Regions from separate parts of the Homo sapiens genome. Here region 2 is linked to region 1. A link is an interaction called in ENCODE POLR2A ChIA-PET data of the cell type or tissue named here. Cell type or tissue: MCF 10A. All regions are shown on one strand.

What was found. Peaks named below come from ENCODE experiments on the same cell type or tissue, not always from the same donor. Only the 100,000 strongest peaks of a DNase experiment are listed, where the experiment ranks them.
Region 2: POLR2A ChIA-PET joins it to region 1 with 6 read pairs; 3 of 35 experiments call an interaction of 5 or more read pairs at or near these places.

What each region holds. Positions count from the first base shown.
Region 1 is chr13:38,951,746-38,954,245 of GRCh38, reverse strand. No RefSeq gene overlaps it. Among named protein-coding and RNA genes, the nearest start is that of STOML3, 38 kb to the left of the region's middle. RefSeq lists a silencer at 373-545. In MCF 10A, no CTCF peak of the experiment used is centred here; a DNase peak (open chromatin) is centred at 1,215.
Region 2 is chr13:39,019,438-39,021,937 of GRCh38, reverse strand. The region is part of intron 9 of PROSER1 (proline and serine rich 1); the gene reads left to right. Among named protein-coding and RNA genes, the nearest start is that of PROSER1, 17 kb to the left of the region's middle. RefSeq lists a silencer at 532-826. In MCF 10A, no CTCF peak of the experiment used is centred here; no DNase peak of the experiment used is centred here.

The sequences.
Region 1 (2,500 bases):
ATAGGAGTGGAGGATAGAGGTGTCCAGGGTGCAGGTAGCAGAGCTGTGAGTCTAGTGGCAGACAGAAAAAGATGCATTTTTCTGATTCTCTTCCACCCCTCCAGTCTTGGTTTGATCACATTATAATTCACTGTATGGCATCCTTCATAGTATAATAGTAACTTAATACAATAGGATAAGTATTTGTATAATTCTGACTTAAAGTCTTTCTCTTTCACACTGTAAGCTCATAAGGATAGTGAGTACCTGGCTTAATCACCAATGTATCCTATTACTTACCATACTACCTTGTACATAGTAAGTAGCTAGTAGAATACTCATTAAATAAATTACAAATGCAAAAATTTATAAGCCATTGCAAAGGAATAGTCAGACTAGCAGTTACAACTGTTACAAGTGGTTGCTGACCCTTGCCGCTCTCTCCTCATGCCAGCAGCCGACGGTGCTGTCTTGGTGGTTATGGTCATTCCTGTACTTCTTACAAGCTGTGGGCATCTTGTGGTTGTCTGGTTTGGGAGCTGCAGTATGCAACTAGGGCCCTCCACCACTGCTTTTCATCAGGCTGCCTTCAGTAAAGTCTATAGGTGTCATCTGAATTCATAAAAATTGATTTCACTTCGAATCATAGAGCAGTTCCAGCATGAACATACAATTTGCTACTGAGAGCCACAGATACTCAAGTTCTGATGTAACATGTCGACTTTACATGGATATTGTGTGTTTACCCTATATTATAAATTTGAAGCTGCTATGATGACTACTGATCCTTTTATCTTTTCGAATGTCATGTGTATATTTTCTTTAGCCATGCAGTTAGACATTTTTGTATTATTTGATTGTATTTTGCTACATATGACTCCCATTTATCCATGAGGGATGTATTCTAAGACAGCAGTGGATTCCTGAAATTGTGGCTAGTACCAAATCCTATATATACTATGTTTTTTCTTAAACATACATACCTATGATAAATTTTAATTTATAAATTAGGTAAATTGTTATAAATTAAAATTATGGTTAACAGATTAATTATAATAACTAAGAATAAAGTAGAACAATCATAACACTGTTCTAAAATAAAAGTTATGTGAATGTGGTCTTTCTCCCAAAACATATCATTATACTCTATTCACCCTCCTTTTTGGGATCTGTTGATCTGAAAGCTGAGATGGCTACTCAGTGACTCATGGGCAGGTAGAGTATACAGAATAAATATGTTGAACAAAGGAATGATTCATATCCCAGGTGGGACAGAGCAGGACAGTATATTTCATCATAATACCAGAAAGGCATGCAATTTAAAACACGTACCTTATTTATTTCTAAAATTTTCCATTTCATATTTTTGAACCTTGATTGACCATGTGTAACTGAAGTTGCAGAATGTAAAATCTCAAGTAAGGGGTAAATACTGTATTACAATCGGCTTAAACCAAACTTTGGCCATTTCTTGATGGGTTGGGCAGTTGGGAAAAGGGAGCAGATGTCCATGCAGGAATGTGTTCTCCCAGATCAGCACCATGGGTGAAACTGTGTGAGCTTGGTTCATATTTATGCAGGTTACAGACGTATTTGAAACTCAATCATACAAATAATGTCAAATCCAACTGTAGTGGTAATTAATACTTTGTCCTCTTTTTGTGAGTATTGATTTTATCTCTTATTGTATTGGCCTTATTGTAAATGTTTTTGTTATTGTAAGACAGATCACATCAGTTTTTGGAGGGTGAGAGGTGGGGACAGTGGAATACAAAAATATATAAGTACCATACAATAGTTAATAATAAGTCTTCAACAAAGTCATTCCCAATTCCAACCCGTCTAAATGTCGGAGCATTAATGTATGTGTGCAGAAATGGCATTGGAATAGATACTGATTGGCACAAAGTTTGCCAAGGTAAAGGCAGTGCACTTTTAAAAACAGTTACAGTAACACTTACTGCAGAGATGAACACCTTTTTACAGCAGATTAAGCACACTTAAGAAAGGATCCTAGCTAGAAAAACAATCTCTACACTAAAACAGGATTTGGTCAGCAGCTAACAGAGAGCCCAGCAGACAACGACCAGACGCAACTTCAGCTGCTCTCACTGAGCCATTGTTTTTCAGCGAGTGCGAGCTTTTCTCTACTTCGGTGAGATTCTCTGCCTTAGACGAGTGTTCAGGAGAGCACATATTTTTTTTTTCCTGACTTCCTTAAACCACGAAAAAAGAGGGCATACAATCTCTACAGACTGTAGGACAAATTAATTTCAAACAAATAGAAAAAAAAAGTAATAAAACTGAATGGCTCTGTTTTCTGGAGGTAACAGAGTTGAAAATAATGCAGTGATAATGAAACAAAAAAACTCCTGTTGAAAGCAGAAAGCTTAAATAACCATTCTTGGTTTGATATTGATTCACATTTCTTCTTTATCAGGTTCATTTATTTGCGTCATTTCTGCCATGACGAACTCAGTCTTTTCCTTTTTACCACATCAGTTCCTTCCTATCCACAGGC
Region 2 (2,500 bases), 68 kb before region 1:
CACATTTTTTATAGTTTAATTTCTCTGAAATTAGAATGTGATTTATAGCAAGTGGCATCTTAGATTCAAAGAGATGCGTTGGAATGATCAGTGCTGTGATAGGGTTAGGGTGCTATGGAAACTCATAGGAGAGGCATCCAAATCAGCCCCACTAAATTAAACGTGAGCTGCTTGCATAATATACTGTTAAAGGTTGTTGACCCAATAATGAAGCTGCCATTTAATTGAATTAAGTTAAGGAAGAAACAGGTGAAAACAGACTGATAATCAAATATGAGGAATGACAAAGCAACAGTGAGGTGGTTTCTCTGTAGCCTGAAACTACCTGGAGCACTTTTAAAAAAATACCTTTAGTTCCCCACTTGTAGAGATTCTATTCAGTGTATTGTGATAGGGGGTGCCTGGTATTTTTATTTTTTTTAATGACCTACTGGTGGTTCTTTAAGCAACTTTGGGAAATGCTAGAATTTGTGCACAGAGAACCCAAGAGAGATCAAAGTATCAACTTTTTTTTCAAGGATCTTTATTAAGTGCCAGATTGAAGAGAGCTGGGGGACTTTCTGCCTCTAAACTTTTATTAAGAATCTTTGGACACTAGGGTAGGCACCTTTCTGACTCAGCAAAGGAACTGTCAGAAACTGAAATTGATGGATGACTGTGTATGGAGTTGACAGCGGGATAGCAAAGAATACTCTGCACAAAGGCAGTTTATCACATGCAGATTAGAAGAGTAATTACTTGGGGAGGGGGTGAATTGGGTATCCCGTGCCTGTCAGAGGTAGGGCAGGAGCTGGAATTCAGCCCACTGTAGCCTAAGTTCCACGGCCAGTTGGCATGATTGTCTCCCCATTTACTTTGCTAATGACATAAAAGACTCCATTCAAGTGGCCTTGGGTCACATATGTAAACACAGGCTAGTTATGGGAAAAAGAACTATTTCTCATGAGTGGTAAAACTTTGACGTGCTATGGAGAAGTATCATTGACTTAATGAATGCCACCATTTGAGTAAATTATGCCTACCATGGAGAGGAAGGGCTCATAAAAAAGCAGTGAGAAGGACTAAAACACCCCAACACTTGCCAGGCCAACCTTTTTCAGTGGGTCTTTTGGTAACATGGGATATGAACAATGAATGGTTTCCCATATGTTGTCAAACTATTCTCCAAAAACCCTATACCAGTTTAAACCTGTCCATAAGAGTATATGAGGCTACAGTTTCTTCACACCCTTTCAACATGGAAGATTTTCATTTTTTTAACTTTGCCAGTCTGGTAGACTAATTTAGCTTACATTTTTGTTTGTGTTTTTTAACAAAAAATTAATTTTTATTTATATCAGTTGTTGTTTGTTTTACTCATGAGTTTGATGTGTTCTTTATTAAAATTCCACTGTAGTTATTTTATTATTATATACTAATTTTACTACCAGATTTGTAGTGTGTTCTAATGTTTCATAAGGCAGGCTCCCCCTTATATATTTTTGTATTTTTATTATCGTTAGAAATCTTCCATCTGAACCTTAAGATCATTTTCTGCAACTTAAAACAACAGGGGTGTGTGTGTGTGTGTACAGAGAGAGAGCTATATAGTAATTTCAGAAGAACTGACATTTTTATGATAGTAAGTCTTACCATTCAGTTATGTGTATATATCTTTATATCACGTCAAGCTGGTAGTGTTTTCTTCCCCAGGGTTTATTTTATTCCTTTCAAGAAGATACTGTAGTTTTCTACATGCAGATTCTGTTCCTTAAATCTGTCTATAGAATTTAGAGATATTTTTGGTTGCAATTATAAATAGAATGTTTCATTTCTAGGTGCTTATTACTAATTACCCTCTCTAGTTTTTTTTTTTTTTTAAGTCTCTTGAGTTTTCTAGATAGATATAAAATAATATCAGCTGAGTTATAGTCTTACTATAAAATATTTCTTTATTTCCTAGGCCTTATTCAGTAATAATATTGTCCTGACTTTATTTTTATTTCATAAAAAATATTTTGCCTGTACCTTTATTTTAAACTTTTTTCCCCTATGATTTTATTTGGTAGATTGGCTTGGTTTGTAAATTGTGTATAGCTGAATTTTTATTTTTAAACCTGTTAGACTTTTAATAGGAATTTTTATTAATAATAAAAATTACACATTTGTTCTTAGTCCTTCCATTTTATTTTTATTTTCATTATTCTTCTATTCCAGTTTTGTTTTTCTTACCTTTTGCTAAATTGTATTGGTCAAATTGCCATTTTGTTTTTTTAACAACTGTTCTCTCCTTGACCCCACCCAAACTTAGAAATTTTCTCTAATATCGCCAATGATTACCTTCTTATTCTTAATGGTTGTCAGTATACAAAAACTTAAAACTATTCTATATATCATTTTACTTCCATATTCTCTCCCTTTTTTTTTTTTTTTTTTTTTTTTGAGACAGAGTTTTGCTCTTGTTGCCCAGGCTAAAGTGCAGTGGCGCAATGTCGGCTCACCACAACCTCCGCCTCCCAGG